2 separate regions of the Mus musculus genome follow, and region 2 is linked to region 1. The links are chromatin loops, found by intact Hi-C in ENCODE. Cell type or tissue: heart. All regions are shown on one strand. Each heading gives the region's core, and the rest is flanking DNA. Links, peaks and the distances in the headings are about the cores only. Region 1 holds the start of Lcn9 (lipocalin 9). Region 2 has its middle 6.9 kb from the start of Tmem250-ps.

What was found. A loop is a pair of places that touch in the nucleus more often than their neighbours do. Peaks named below come from ENCODE experiments on the same cell type or tissue, not always from the same donor. Only the 100,000 strongest peaks of a DNase experiment are listed, where the experiment ranks them.
Region 2: it touches region 1 in a loop (5-fold over the local background); 14 of 42 quality-filtered maps call a loop at or near these places.

The regions. Positions count from the first base shown.
Region 1 is chr2:25,822,749-25,831,078 of GRCm38, reverse strand. Lcn9 (lipocalin 9) reads right to left here and starts at 7,926. Exons shown (of 7, transcript NM_029959.2): 1 at 7,824-7,926; 2 at 7,383-7,519; 3 at 7,026-7,099; 4 at 6,536-6,646; 5 at 6,309-6,410; 6 at 6,135-6,179; 7 at 5,542-5,808. The coding sequence starts at 7,919. The coding sequence ends at 6,163. In heart, for the core only: no CTCF peak of the experiment used is centred there; no DNase peak of the experiment used is centred there.
Region 2 is chr2:26,143,197-26,151,526 of GRCm38, reverse strand. No RefSeq gene overlaps it. Among named protein-coding and RNA genes, the nearest start is that of Tmem250-ps, 6.9 kb to the right of the region's middle. In heart, for the core only: no CTCF peak of the experiment used is centred there; DNase peaks (open chromatin) are centred at 3,356 and 7,756.

The DNA of each region.
Region 1 (8,330 bases), core at 108-8,107:
TGTTCACTAGAGAAGACTGCCTGGATATGGATTTAAGCCAATGGAAAGTCTTTATTAGCCAGCTGGCAACTACACTGGGTGTTTGGGATCCCAGTGTTACGCTGAGCCTTTCTCGGGGTGAGATTTTAAACATAGCCTTGTCCTGGGTTGACACACTTCAGTTGACAAGAACGTTGGCCAGAAGCAGAATTGTAGAAGCCAGTACTTATAGTTTCCTAGAACTGTGGACTTTGATGGATTAGGTCTCTTAGGTTCTACTAGATGATTCTGTCTCTATGCTCAGTTTTACAGCCTGAATGGTCCTCCCATCATGGAGTCAGTTGTGCTAAGACCTGGGTCGCTGTTATAGCAATGTTGTGGGGCTCCCACCAGAGAGGACCACCCGGAAACAGTCTATGAGACTAGTGTAAGTCTTTATTGCAGTTAGTTGGTGACTACATCTGGGTACTTGGGACCCAAATACAGGAGTGAGCCTTCTTCAGGGTCATATTTAAGCAAGAAATCATAGCCTGTTGGGAAAGCCCTCAAGGTTCTCTTGGTACAGCTACAGGCTAAGCAAAACTTACAAAAAGCTAGACTCTGAGATTAGCAAAATTAGGGAGGTCAGGCTGTTAGAAAGAGCTCAAGGCCTTAGGTGGTTTTTCTTCCTGGGAAAACAGTTACTTGGTAACTCCCTTGGGCTCCCTTACAGTTACTGGTACTTTATTCAGCAAGACAAAGTTCATCTAAGGTGCCAAAATGGAGGCACCAGAGACAACTTGCAGCTCTTGTTACTGTGGAAGAAACATAAAGGGATCAGACAGAGTTTATTGACATGGGCCCTTTGAGTGGAGAGTCTAGGTTTAATATGGAAGCTCACACAGTTAAAAAAAAAAGGTGTCAAAGGTTTGTTTGAAAGGTTGGCTGAAGCATTTGTCAAAAGATGGCCACTGAAAAGGAGTTGGAGATGCCTGCTATCCCTTGGCTGAGTGTTGATGAAGGGATTTTAAGGCTCAGGGAAGTTGCAGTGCTAGAGTGGGTACACTATGTAAACGATATCCTCCACAATGGGAAGGCCCAGAAGACAAGCCCTTCATGAATCCTGTAAGGTACACAGTATCGAGAGGAGCACCAGCACTTGAAGAGCTTTGTTGTCCTTTTTCTTGTCCCAGACTGGAGGGCTGAAGATGGCTGCTGCTCAGTTGAATGAATTAAATGCTGTAGGTTGAATTGGGCCCAGGGTAGCAGGGGCCAGATGGCTGCAGTGAATCATGAAAGGCAAGCTGATTGTAGATGTCATAATGGGCAGCAGAGACAAAACAATGTCTGACCGTGAGTAATGGTGGACCCGAAATGGTCAGGACAGGCAAAGTGAACTCAGCAATGGCATCACTCATCTGGACCTTCGGTACTGTAATCAGTCATGGTGCTTCCAGGCACGAAATAGATAAGAAGCCTACTGAAGTTTTGTTTGATCTGTATAAATGAAAAAAAAATCTCCAACAAATAAAAGAAATGCCACAATGGATGATGGCAAAAGTGATCCAATTTCCAGACTTGAGGCAGTTTGCCGACCCAGAATCCCTTAAGTGTAGGGACGCCCAGATTCCCCTGAGGAAGGACCTTGATAAAGTAACTAAAAATTTCACTATTAGCCTTTCCCCAGTCCTTGCCCAGAGAGACCTATGCATGGCCTTTGTCACGGGTAACTGCATACTGGGGAGAAAGGAAACGATCAGACTCTCCAGAGTCTACTTGATACTGGTTGTGAATTGACACTGGTTCTGGGAGATCTCAAGAAACATTGTGGCCTCCAGTTAAAGTGGGGGCTTATGGAGGCCTGGTGATTAATGGAGTTCTCACTGAAGTCTGACTCACAGTAGGTCCAGTGGGTCCCTGAGTTCATCCTGTGGTTATTTCCCCAGCCCCAGAACGTATAACTGGGATAGATAGACTTAGAAGTTGGCAGAATCCTCACATTGGTTCCCTGACCTGTGGAGTGAGGGTTGTTATAGTTGGAAAGGCTAGATGCAAATCTTTAGAGTTGCCTTTACTAAGGAAAAGAGTGAATCAAAAACAGTATTGCATCCCTGGGAGAATTGCAGAAATTAATGCCACCGTCAAAGAGCTGAAAGATGCAGGAATGATAGTTCCCACTACATCTTCCTTAACTCTCCTATCTGGCCAGTGCAGAAGACAGATGGATCGTGGAGAATGACAGCTGACTGTCAAAAATCCCACTAAGTATTGTCTCTTATTGCAGCTGCTTTACCGGATATGGTGTCTGTACTTCAGAGAATTATCACACATCCTGCTGTGGTTCTCATGTTTGTTGTGGGTCCCAGGATCTGCCTATCTTTGCCCTCTGGTGGTGTCTAGACTCTGCCAACACACAAGCCAGGCAGAGTCTGGGACAGGGAGTCTGCAGCCCACGTTTCCCTTTTGTGAAATTTTGTGAGAATGCAGCTACACACCAACCCAGAGGAGAAGGAGGGTCTGGGATGAATGCTGTAGTCCCAAGGCTGCCTCTTGGGGTGCCCAAGCAGTGTCAGTGTACTGGCCTGGAGAGAGGAAGTCAGTAATGGAGTCTGAGGTCTGTGTCTCCCTTTGGGGGCACAAGAGCACTGCTGTGTGCCACTTGAATGGGTGAGCGGAACCGAGATAACAGGGAGGAGCGAGTGCCGAGTGCTGGAAGGCTTTCTTCCAGAAGTTTAGTGTTGGGGTTCTTTTAGGCGAAGGTCTTCCCCATGGTGATCTTTCATGAAGCAAGTCTCTGAGATGACCTTAGCTTGTTCATATTTCTTTCCTGGGGGTGGTTGTGCATACAGTTTATTCGAGGTAATCTCCGGGATTATATAATTTGGGGGAAGGGTATAGGAATATCCAGGAAGGGAAGGTCATTGGCTGAACGTTTAGGCTGCTGGGATGCTTCATTAGCAGGGAGAGGAGTTCCAGGTGCTGCATCGTATGCCTGACTCCCCTGGTCCCCTCAGTTTGGAGTGGTTGATATATGTTCCAGAGCAGGCAGAGAGGGCAGCTCCACACCTGCCATCTAAGATCTCTGAGATTTCCCAGGGTTTGACCACACCCCACCTCCAGTTCTTATGCCCGTCTGATAGCACAGCCCATGTGCCCTATAGCCTGGTATGTGGTGCACAACAATTGATTGAGCAAAATGCCCTTTGCTCAGTGCCTGTCCATAAGACCCACCAGAAGCAATTCACTCTGAGCTGGCAAGACCAACAGTATACCTTTACAGTTTTATCTCAAGGATTTATTAACTCTCCAGCCCTATGTCATAACTTAGAGGGATCTTGATCATGCGTCTCTTCTAGAAAATATCCCATTGGTGCACAATGTCCATGATATTATGCTGATTAGACAAAGTGAGCAGGAAGCAGTAACCACTTTGGACTTGTTGGTAACACAACTCCTCGGAGGATGGGAACCAAACACAACTAAAATTCAAGGGCCTTCTACCTCAGTGACATTCTTAGGAGTCCAGTGGTGTGGGGCAGCAGATATCTAGTCTTGTCCTGTTTCCTTGTCTTCAGGGGGTGGAGGAGTGGAGTGGGGTGGGGTGGGGAAAGCCCACAAGGCAGGACCAGTCCTAGACTGTGCAGAAGACAGCATGGGAACTTGGGGAGCTTGGCTATGGCCCCATCTCCTTCATGCAGCCCTCTAAGAGAGGACAGAGGCCTGCATGTGCTGGTCAGCCACTTCCTGCCATTCTTCAGGACAGCCATTATTCTGATTCCCAAGTGTCACGATCAATACTGTCAATTGGACAGGATCTCTAATCTTCTTGGATACAGCCCGTGAGAATGCTTGTGAGGGAGTCTCTAGATTGAGCTCACTGAGACAGGAGGCCCACCGTACATCTCCGTGGCAGCATCCCAGATGGAATAAAAAAAGTGAGGAAGTGAGCACCACTGTCCACTTCTCTCCACCTCCGGAGTGACAGCTGCCTCAGGCACAAGGAATCTTGCCCGTGTGACCCCAGATAAACCCTCTCTTCCTCAGGCTGACTTTGCTGTGAGACAGGCTAGGCTGACTCCATGACAGGCTTCAAATTGACAGTTCATGAGACTAGGCCTAAATCTTTGTTTCCAAGAACTGGGCAAGAACAGGCCTCTGAAACTGCCCCCTCACCTAGCCTGAGGCTAGGACAATGGGTCAGTAGCAGTTTCCAAACTTCCCCATCAATAGTTTCCAGCCCCCAGCAATGGTTCTGGAATGTCCCTAGAGATAGAGGCAATGCTTAAGATAGACACCCTCCTTCCTGGAATTCCCCTATTATTCTTTAAATCAGGCCTGAAAACTCACTGGTGTGTCTCCATCTTGGTAATGGTAGACCCCAGCATGCTGGACTTCTGTAGAATAGAATGGTCTTTGCTTTTGCTTACTACTTGAGTCCAGCATATCATTCTTGGCGAATCATAGACCCTTACAGCTGCAGCTACAAGAAAACTACACGGGGGTGGGTTCCTGCACATCTGTCCATGCTGTGGTTCAGCAGGCTGCACCAAGTGATCCACAGACCAGGCTGCCTGGGAGTGACCATTCTGCCAGCTGGCCAGTCCTTGGAAGGCGACTCAGACCTACCTGGCCCTGCTGTCCCACAGCTGGAGTGCTAAGCACTGCTAAGGGAGAAACTGCCTCCTAAGAAATATCTTGAAATAAGCCACTAGGCTCCTTTGTGTGTACATGGGTGAGTGGGCATGTGTCTGTGTGAGTGTATGTGTGTGAGTGCATGAGCATGTATATGTGTATATATGTGAGTGATCCTGTAGATAAGCATGCATTGCACACATATGCATATGAATGAACACATGTATGTTTGAGCACATGAGCATGTGCATGTTCATATATGCCTGTGTACGTGAGTGTGTTTGCTTGTTAGAATGTGTGTTTGGTCCTGAGCATTTTGTCGTTTTGGAGGCTGTATATGCTCTGCCTCTGTCCTTCAGAGACAGCACAGCTGGGATCATCGTGCTGCCCCTCACACTCACTTCCTGATGCCATTCCTCTAATCCGGCCTCTTTCCTACAATTTTTCAATCCTGCCTTTATATGCTGACCCAAGGCCCAAGGCTCTGGCTTGCTGAAATGTATCACCTGCTGCAGACTGTGGTCATGAAGGAAGCTAACGTGAACATCTTTATAGACTGCTTGTGTGGGTACAGTGTTCACATCTCTCTGCTGCAGTCCAGGAGGGTCACTTCCAGCCCACGAAACACTATAACTTCTATCCTGCATGATCACCAACACATGGGACAGACCCTTATCCCAGCTGGGTTTCTATCACTAGTCCCTCAGGGAATCTAGTCCCAGAGGTGGTCATACAGGGTCTCAACCCCTCATCTGAAGACTTCCAGGTCTTACAGACCCTGTCTCCATAGAACCTCATGGGCCCTTGTGCAGGGTCCTTTAAGAGGTGACTCTGGGTTCAGTCTCTTGGATGCTCCGAGGGTGATCTTTACTACCATGGAGTCCTGTTTCTAAGAAAAGATCTTGAAGTGCCAAGTGCTATGTCCCTAAACACATGCTTGTCTTCATTCTTGAACCAAAGGAGGAACTTTATTTGGCAAAAGTCTTCATACATGAGTTAAGATCAGTTTGAATGTCTTGGTGGCTTAAATCTCATTGGCAGAGGAGGAAATGCAGACACAGAAGGCCATGTGAAGACAGAGGCCTAGAGTACGGAGATATGACCACAGGCCAGCATCAGAAAGAAAGAGGATGCCCAATGCTGGCCAGCATCAGAAAGAAAGAGGATGCCTAATGCTGTCTCCGCAGTGCCTGGATCTCAACTCTCTGGGGTGCAAAGCTGTAAGACAGTAAACCTCAAGATGCATCCTTTACTGCACATAGCATCCAGGGTAGTTTCCCACTCTTCTCAGACACACTATAAAAGGCCCCACTACAATCCTGACTCTGGGAATATATCACACAGTCTTCTACAAAGAGCTGGGTGTTCCTTTGCTTCAGCAGGACAACCCAGTGATGAGCAGAGTATAAGCTTTGAGATATGAAGCTCATGGTCACTCTGAGATGGACCTCCCCCAGCTTCTGACACCACTGGCTGTTGGTTACCCTGCCCGGTTCCCAACACCCCAGGCTGCTTGTCTTGTACCCAAACCAAAATTCACATACCAGAAGGCCTGGCTGGTTCCTCTATGGTCTATAAAAAGCAAAAATCTGGGGAGACAAGGGGATGTCAGATGGCTTGCTCAACCCCTGTCCCAGTCCTCAGGGCATCCGTGCAAGGCACACCAGGCTGTGAGCTGCCTTCTCTGGGCCTTTCTGAGTCAGAGAAGAGAACCTTACCTTTTTTTGTCATGTCGATGATATTTTGTGAGTCCAGCCCATATAGATTGCAGATGTTTTCAAATTCTCTCTGATGAGTCTTGTCAAGCAGTATGGAGCGCCCTGGGGACAGATTTGGGACTTTTTGTTGGGGAGCAGTCCCAAGGCACCATTCCATAATATGTCTAGGGCCCATGGAAGATGCCCTCCCAGTGGCTGGGATTCCCAAACAGATAGGGTCGGGTTACCATAGAGTGCCAGCACTTGGGTCTTGGTCCCATTCTTGATGTTCTGCATGTAGAAGATGATATACATGCTGTAGTCGGTCTCCAAGAGCAGCACCTTGTTTTTCCCCTCATCTGCACAGAGATATAGCTTAGCATACCCTCTGCCTGGGCACTGGTATACCCCCTCACTTCTGCAATGAATGCCATGTGACTTATGTAGCTTCTGTTAAAGCAAGCATTGGAAGGATGTGAGAGTTTGAATGCCCAGTGCTAGCTCAGGAGACTGTGGTATGGAAGTGTAGATAGCAGGGTATTATAGCCCCATCTGTGCGTTTGTGTGCTGCCTCCACAAACCTCAGCACAGTACTCTGGCTGTGTGATAGTTCCAAGCTAGTACTGTCCAGAGAGAGGGCTAGGCTGTGGACCCTTAAGTTGTACCTAGACTGGTGGGCACGGCCTCAGCAGAAAAGACTCCTGGCAATCAGATTAGAAAGAACAGGGCCCCACTCACAGGCAACAGAGAACTCCCCATTATTCTTAGTCTTTTCACAGACCATGGTCACAGCTACACATTCTCCTTGCAACCTGGAGGACAGTGAGGGGAGAAGATCAGAGCAAGCACCAGGCCCATCCCCCTACCTTGGCTTCTGTGACCACTCCAGTAGGGGCCTTTCAGCTTAACTCACTCAGAGGAGCACAGAACACAGCAACAGGCCAGGAACCCCCTGATCCCATCATGCTGATCTGCAGGGAAGAGCTGGTGAAGTCCACACACTGGCCCAAGTGTGCAGATGTGTGAGTGTATGAAGTTCCTGTGGGGCATGGGAACATATTCTCCCCTAGTTTCAGCGTAGGGGGCAATACACACATGAAATGGAAGTCAAACTGCAGGCTGCCGTTATTTAAGAGCTTGATGTTCCGGATGAAGAGCCTCAGGTCTCCATTTTCTTCAATGCGAGTCATGTTATCTGAGGCTATGGAATCGAGGTACCAGGTCCCGGAAATCTGGAAGGAAAGGCTGAGTGGTGGAGTCCTGTACCACCTCTGGGACTGCTTGGCCCTCACAGTCTCAATCCTGGGTGAGTCTCTAAACATTAGCTCTAAGCTGGGACCTCCTTCTGCCTTTTCTGCCCTCCCTCTGCTCCATTTCTCCCAAAGCTCCTTCTGCACCCTCTGGTTGCCATCATGGCTAGGAATGTGAGGGACTCTCATGGCCTAGACACTCCTTTTCCAGGTCAGCCCCCTCCCCAATAAAGTGAGACAGGTGCTTTTCATGAAGCCTGGCCTAGCCTTAGAAGGCTCGGCCCACCCTGGCCAGGTTGTAGTCTCTCCGCACAGCAGTATGCAGGTTGAACTGCGCAGTGGCCAGGCTCAGCACCAGGCCCAGGACTAGTAGTAGTACCATTCTCTCTGGTGGACACCTTGGCTAGCATCTCCCTTATGCCCCTTTCTGTTCTGCGGTTGCCAGCCTGTCCACACACATCCTGTGCCCTGTTGGAAGGCAGCCAAAGGTCCCCATTTAACTGGTCACATTCTAGAGCTGGCCACAGAACCCACTTGAATGGATATGTAGCTGGGTCAGAAAGTGACAGGGGAAGTTGGGACCAACAGGGTTTGGCTATCAGGTCCCTGGACCCAGGCCAGCCTGCTGAGATCATGTGGGAGACTCTGAGTCCTTGTTCTGTGTGTCTAAGCTCAGAAGTTAAAACTCAGAGAGCCCCAGTGTTTGAGTCCTGACAGCTGGCCTCAGTGTTTCTGTTTGAGGCCTTTGGCTACTCACAAACCAGCAGTATGGCTTGCAGCTCAAGCTGACAGC
Region 2 (8,330 bases), core at 148-8,147, 320 kb before region 1:
AAGACGTGGCGGACCAAGCAGACATCTTTTGTAGTGGAAGCAGGAGCAGGGGTTCCACCTGTGTGTCGGGCTTGTCTGTAAGAAGCTGCCTGCTATCAGAGACGCTTCAGGTCCTTCAGGAATCAACCAGAGGGAGCCATGTGCATCACAGCTGGACAGGCATGAATGCCACGTGAATGCCACCAGGATGTGTTGGCCAGATGGACCAGGTCACATGGCTTCTATATGAGTTGGGGTCTAGGCTTGATGATGTGTCGTCCCTCAGCAGGGACACCAGACCCACCCTGACTGCCTACCCTAAGCAGGCCACATGGCTGTACAGACCAGTGAATTGGTGGAATTGGTCTTGGTTTTGTCTTTGAATCCTTTTTTATTTTTATTTATTTATTTATTTATTTATTTATTTATTTATTTATTTATTTATTTATTTATTTGTCTCCTTGATGGCAGTGATGCTCTGCTAGAGCAGGCTCACTGTGTGCTTACAAAAAGACAAGACAAGCCGGGCGTGGTGGCACACACCTTTAATCCCAGCACTTGGGAGGCAGAGACAGGTGGATTTCTGAGTTCGAGGCCAGCCTGGTCTATAGAGTGAGTTCCAGGACAGTCAGGGCTACACAGAGAAACCCTGTCTCGAGAAAAAAAAAAAAAAAAAAAAAAGGACAAGAGAACATGGCACTTTTTTTTTTTGTTTCCAGAATTTATTTATTTATTTATTTATTTGATATTTTCTTCATTTACATTTCAAATGCTATCCCAAAAGTCCCCTATACCCTTCTCCTGCCCTGCTCCCCAACCCACTCCCACTTCTCGGCCCTGGTGTTCCCCTGTACTGGGACATATAAAGTTTGCAAGACCAAGGGGCCTCTCTTCCCAATGATGGCCGACTAGGCCATCTTCTGCTACATATGCAGCTAGAGACACAAGCTCTGGGGATACTGATTAGTTCATATTGTTGTTCCTCCTATAGGGTTGCAGACCCCTTCAGCTCCTTGGGGCCCAAAATGGCATATTTTGTGCTGTGTATGTGACATACTAGAGAGACTGCAAGACAGAGGAAGGGGAGGAGAAGCAAGCATTCCTGACCACGGCCAGTCAGATCTTGCAGGTCTGCGTCATTTGATCTTCCACTGTAGGCATGTCCTATTTACTAAAAATCTTGATGATGGTGGTGATGATGATAATGTTATGCCAGGTTTAGTGGCTCATGCCTTTAATCCCAGCACAGCAGGAGGATTCAAGGCCAATGTGGTCTCCAGAGTGAGTTCCAATTTAGCCAGAGCTACATAGTGAAACCTTGTCTCTATAGTTAACTAAAATAATTAATTTAAAATTTTAAGTGAAACTGGGTGGTAGTGGTTCACGCCTTTAATCCCAGTACTCTGGAGGCAGAGGCAGGTGGATCACTTTGAGTTCGAAGACAGCCTGCGCTATACAGAAAAACCCTGTCTCAAAAAGACAACAACAGGGACTGGAGAGACAGCTCAGTGGTTAAGAAGTGGTCTGCTCTTCCAGAGGTCCTGAGTTTAATCCCCAGCAACCACATCCTTCTTCCTTCCTTCCTTCCTCTCTTTCTTTTCCTTCCTTCCTTCCTTCCTTCCTTCCTTCCTTCCTTCCTTCCTCTCTTTCTTTTCCTTCCTTCCTTCCTTCCTTCCTTCCTTCCTTCCTTCCTTCCTTCCTTCCTTCCTTCCTTCCTCTCTTTCTTTTCCTTCCTTCCTTCCTTCCTTCCTTCCTTCCTTCCTTCCTTCCTTCCTTCCTTCCTTCATTCCTTCCTTCCTATCAAGCTAGTTAATGGAGCCAGTGAGATGATTCAGCAGTTAAGAGTACTATTGACCTGGAGGGCATCAGTAGCCCAATCACAAAAGAAGTCACTTGATATGCACTCACTGATAAGTGGATATTAGCCCAGAAACTTAGAACACCCAAGATACAATTTGCAAAACACAAGAAAATCAAGAAGAAGGAAGACCAACTGGTGGATACTTCATTCCTCCTTAGAATAGGGAACAAAATACCCATGGAAGGAGTTGCAGAGACAAAGTTTGGAGCTAAGACGAAAGGATGGACCATCCAGAGATTACCCCACCCAGGGATCCATCCCATAATCAGCCACCAAACGCAGACACTATTGCACATGCCAGCAAGATTTTGCTGACAGGACCCTGATATAGCTGTCTCATGTGAGGCTATGCCAGTGCCTGGCAAATACAGAAGTGGATTCTCAAAGTCATCTATAGGATGGAACACAGGGACCTCAATATAGGAGCTAGAGCAAGTACCCAAGGAGCTGAAGGGATCTGCAACCCTATAGGTGGAACAACAATATGAACTAATATGAGCTTGTGTCTCTAGCTGCATATGTAGCAGAAGATGGCCTAGTCGGCCATTATTGGGAAGAGAGACCCTTAGGTCTTGCAAACTTTATATGCCCCAGTACGGGGGAACGCCAGGGCCAAGAAGTGGAAGTGGGTGGGTCGGAGAGCAGGGTAGGGGGAGTGTATAGGGGACTTTGGGGATAGCATTTGAAATGTAAATGAAGAAAATAACTAATAAAAAAATTGAAAAAAAAAAGAGTACTTATTGCTCTTCCAGAGGACCAGAGTTAGTTCTCAGCACCCACATCAGATGGCTCAGAACTTCCTGCAACTCCAGCTTTAGGATCTGACATCCTTTTCTGGCCCTGGAGGACACCTTCATACTCATACTATCATACTGAATCATAGACAGACACATGAATAATTATCTAAAAAGATAAAGAAACAAGATTGTCTGAATGGGGTGATTATAAGGAGCTGGAGTCCTCAGCTCTGACCTTGGTGTGAATAGGCAGACAAGAACCTTCTGGAGAGAGAACAGACAGATGCTAGGGCACTGGGCACTGGGGACAGCCATCCGCTGACCTCTGAAAGAGAAAGAGCATCAGTGTTGGAAATGCTGAGACCAGCCTGGGTTCTGCCTGACAGCTCCACCTGATGCCTGTGCCAAATCTGCTCTGAGTCCAGCCAAGGACCCCAAGAGCAGGACACCATGGTAGTCTCCAGAATTCACCTCCCCGGGATCTCCACTTGTCCCAGGGTTTGAGAATGTCACCTGAAACCCGGTTCTCCAGTCAAGTTCTCATTCCAGTTTGTTTCCAACAAATTTGTCCAGAGATTCTGGGAGTCAGGAATGCCTGGTACCTACAGGACTGGCTGGGATGACCCATTCCTACATGCTCCTGCACTAGCCTACTGCAATTGCAGTATGTTGCAGTCTCCACTACCAGCAGCCACAGAGTTCAGCTCCCTAGTGCACTGACTCCATAGCCTACTCCACCCCAACCCATTCATGTTTAGCCAGGCAGCCTCAGGCTCCACCCCAGGGACTCTCAAGCCCTAGGGTGACCAGCACTTCAGGCCTCACTGGATGCTCCTCAAATAGCACTGTTTGCTATGAAGATGGCTGCTTGAGGCCAATTCCCTTAAGCAGCCAGCGGCTGGTTAGATTGCCAGAGAGTAAGTCTTTCCCAGGGAAATCTCGGGTGTTACAGAGGACCCCACCCTTGCAGTCCCGTGCTGAAAAGTGGGCAGGGATTTTTCCGTGCAGCCAATGAAGCAGAATGCCTGTCTGGTGTCTGGTGTCCAGATGCTTGAAAAGTTAGTCACAGAGGTCAACGCATCCCAAGGGACTTGTTGGAAGCGTGAATGCCCACAGATTTATTATGAGGATGCTCATTGTGGCATTATTTATAATTACAAAAACCTGGCACCGGCTCACTTGTTTCACTACCAAAGAAGGATGGGAGTGAGAGGGTGGGGCATGCTGAATATGATGTAGCTTTTGATTTGTAAAGGGGTTCACAGACACAAGAAATGTTCATTCTACATGGCCAGGCAGGAAACACAGCAGAATGCAGACTCAGGTCCTCGCCATCTTCCCTATTCTGTTAAGTAAAAAGAATAAAGTGTTCACACCCAGGCCTGGGCTGAGGCTTCATCTGCTCCAGGGCCCCAGGGTGACTGGAGAAACAAGAGCAATGGGTCCCTTCAGAGAGATCCAAATACCTCACACTAAAATGTAGGGCAGGGGACAAGGTGGAACCCTCCCCTCCCCCAGGCTCACTGGGGGTACCATCCCCAGTATGGCAAAGAGAGAAAAAGGAAAGAGAGAGAGAAAGAGAGAGAGAGAGAGAGAGAGAGAGGAAGAGAGAGAGGAAGAGAGAGAGGAAGAGAGAAAGCAAGCAAGCAATTAGATATATATCATGCTGTTCTCTGTGGTCCCAATGGCCACAGGGTTACTGCCTCGGTTTGGGGCCCTGCCTGGCCCCACTTAGGGTGCATTCACAGGAATTCATCTTTGCCTAGCCTCCACATCACTCTGGGACTGATGAAAACAAACATTTCCCCCTCCCTCTTTCAGTGTCTCTACCTCTGCATCTTTCTGTATCTTCCTTTATCCCTGTGTGTCTCTCTCTCCTCCCTAATTCACACACTTGCTTCTGATTAAGTCAGTTCATTATATTTTACAAAAAGCAACACGAGGCCTGTATGACATCAGCCATGTTTGTGGAATATACACACTGTACAAGTCTGGAGTGCCCCTGCAGTCTGCTTGGATTCGGAGACCTCTTAGAGGTGGCCATAATCTGCAGCACCAGATGGTTAGAGCTCAGTGTGGACACGGTATGTATGCCTCTGTGTTGGCTCTGTTCCCACAGTGTCCATGCCAAATCGTCTCCTCAGGCCCGCCTGCAGGGCCCAGCACAGTGTCCAGCTCTGCCCACCCCACAGAAGACACAAGCTGTACTTGGGAAATGAAACTTTTCCAAGTACACTTCAGTTCTCAAGTGAGGGAGGAATGATGGGGGGGGGGGAGGGGAGCTTCCAGTGAGGCCCTACAGGAGAAGGCCAGGAGCTCAGAGTCAAGCGAGAGGACAGGTGTCAGAATGGAGGACACCCACTCTTCACTTCCCCAACCCCAGGCAGGGGAGCTGGTCATTCCCCAGGCTAGTGTCTGTCTTCTTCATAGGAGGTACAAGTAGGAGCAGCCTCCCAAGGAAACTTGGCAGAGTGCTTGCCACACACGAGGTCCTGGGTTCCACCCCCAGTATGACAAATAAATAAACAGAGCAATTAGATATATATATATATATCATGCTGTTCTCCATGGTCCCAATGGCCACAGGGCTACTGCCTCAGTTTGGGGCCCTGCCTGGCCCCTTAAGGTGCGTTCACAGGAATTCATCTTTGCCTAGCCTCCACATCACTCTGGGGCTGATTAAATTAGCGAATGCAATCACAATCTGAAGCAAGTTAATTGAGAGAATTTATTTGGGCCTGACAGTTTTATGCATGGTTGATTAAGTATTATAAGGTTTGTTTTTGATTTTGCATAATTTAACTTTAAATCCTGCACTGGGGGGCCTATCAACCATTAACGACCAAAATAAACCTCTTTTAAGATGCATCCATTTATGATTTATTTCTGAGTGCAGTATCTTCCAGATTTTTTTTTTTTTTTGGTGCTGTTGCCAAAGTGACAAATATGTTTAAAGTGACATTTTGAGCCATCCCCTTTGCCCTATAAATCTTCTGGACTGGATACAAGTCATTAAAAGTTTTGAAAAAAAGTACAAGTTAGTATTTATATTGTAACGTGTGACATATAACTGCCTGTGTTTGTCTTTTGCATACCATAAACTATATCTTAATGCCATTCCCTGTGAGCCGAGCAGGTCGCCCTCGCTCCAGAGCAAAGATAAGAATGGCCACAAATCCTTACTGCTGTTGACAGGGAACCATTCAGTCAACAGTGGTCCAGGTAAGTTTCCAGTGAAATTAGCACAAGACTAGAACCCGAGGAAGACTAAGTTTGAACCCAGCCTCGCTGACCTTGTTGAGGTGGAGGGCTAGGTAGTTCAAAGGGCATGCTGACTAAGGGCCTCTGGCCTTGAGGCAAACATGGTGCCTCTGTCTTCCTGTGCTCGGGTCTCCTACCTGCACAGCCCAAGGAGCATTCCCCCCTTGTCTTTTGGCAATGTTTACTATTTATTCTGCCTTAGGCCTTGACTAAGGGTTTCTCTGCCATTAAATCATTAAGTTACTGCAAGGGCTGCCAACTCAGACTCAGGAAAGTGAAGCACTGCACCTGTGAGAGGGTGGGGACACTTCAGACCAGTGTGGCCCTGTAGTCATGGTCCTAGTAGTTTCTCGTGCCTCTCACAAAGCCTCCAGAGGCATGCCCGGGTGTCTCTTCAGCACCCAAGGCAGCCTCTGTCCTCCTGTGCGGCTGGACCTGGGTGGGTTAATGCATCTCGAGGCCCCTGGGCCTATCACCCCCAGCCTCTGTCTTGAATGTCCCTTCACAAGGCATGCATGTAAAAGGGTGCAATGGTGCAAAGCAAACACCCACAAGAGGTGGGTCCTCCTGCATTTTGGAGTCAAGCCCTCTCCTTGTCAGTAAAATGGAGGCTAAGCTGTTGTCCTTGAAGTAGTTTATAAAGATTAATGTGGGGCTGGTGAGATGGCTCAGTGGTTAAGAGTGCCGACTGCTCTTCCGAAGGTCCCGAGTTCAAATCCCAGCAACCACATGGTGGCTCACAACCATCCGTAACGAAATCTGATGCCCTCTTCTGGAGTATCTGAGGACAGCTACAGTGTACTTACATATAATAAATAAATAAATCAAAAAAATTTTTTAAATGATTAATGTGGCCCATTTCCTCACTCAAATCACAGAAGAGAGAAGCTCAAAGTGAGAAAGACACTTGTTTCAAAGGACGACTGCGTCTGCTCTCAGATGGTGCAGACAGCAAGAGGGCCACTGGGTTCCTGACACAGCTCCCCAGCCCTGAATGCTGTTAGAATGGCACCAAACAGCCACAGACAGGAATGAGCTTGTCCCGTGCATGTTTACACCAGAGCGGAGCAGAAAGCAGAGGCAGCCCAGAAGCCTCTCACTTAAGACTCTGGGCAGGCAGAAGCAATAACTCACAGGATGACTAAGGCACAGGGCAGTGGCTCAGACAGTGTGGGAGGACTTTGAATGATGAGGGACAGAGGGTGTTGGGACCACATGCCCTCCCTTAACCCGGGGAAACAAGGGTGGCCTGTGTGTCTTGTGGACTGTATTGGCCTGTGTGGCCTATAAGCTCAGGACGATCCTTGCCTGAGGTCAGTGACATCACATGGAAAGTGGTGGACTTCACTGAAATACAACATAGCCTAGTATGCTTAATCCTGGCTGAACCCTTAGCACCACCAAAATAAAAAATAAATAAAAAAGAGGAGGAGGGGTGGGGAATGGACTAATCTACACCTCCTGCTGTAACAAACGCCTAGAGAGAGGCAGTTTACCCAACAGGTATCCATTGCCTCCCATCCCAGCCTTCACGGCATCTGGGCATCCCTCCTGTGTGTGCACACATGCATGTGTGTGTTCCTCTGCATGTTTGTCTGTATCATGATCTCCAGTCATCTTGGATTAGGACCTATCACCATAGAGACTCCACTTTACAGTACTGACCTCTTTCAAGGCCTCAAGTCTCCGAATAGTTACATGCTGACACCCTTAGGGTTAGGACGTCAACATACAGGTGTGCAGAACATAATTCAACTCAAGGGTCTTCTCTCCCTCTCGGTTCTACAAGCCAGGAACTTCTGCAGGTTGCAGAAAGGATGCTTGAGCTGTCTGCTGGTGAAGGGACTTGCAGTGTTTTCAGGTTGGCAGTGTTTCTGGGTCATCATCTCACTGCAGACAGCAAGCTGGCATTGGCTGCTGGCCAGAGGCCTTCAGTTTCTCCCTACAGGGCTCAAGGTGGCAACTGTCAGCTGTTATGCCATCCCTCCAGTTCCTGGGAGAAGTCCGTGAGGGCAGGGAGGGTACCACAGTGAGCTCTGTGACCTGGCCTCCTAAGTCACTCAGTGAGCTCTGGGCAATATGAAGTGTTGTCCTCACAGAAGGGACCATACAGGGCTACCTGAATGCTGCTTCTGGAGCAGCAGGAAGAGAAGTGCCTTGCTGTGGGCCAGGCCATCTTCTGCCAGCTTTACTGGACCAACAAAGCTAGGTCCACAACTTTCTGTGAGGGCCTATGCACTGCTTCCTCACTTTACAGACAAGGGGACTGAGACCAGGGAGGCTGAGTCTTTAATCCTAGCTGGAAGCGGTGGCTGGGACACAGAGCAGGCAGCCTACTCAGCACCATTTCTTTTTGTTGTTGTTGTTGTTTTTGTTGTTTCAAGACAGTGTTTATGTAACTCTGGCTATCCTAGAACTCATCCTGTAGACCAGGCTAGCCTCGAACTCCAAGATCCACCTGCCCCTGCCTCCAGAGTGCTGAGATTAAAGGT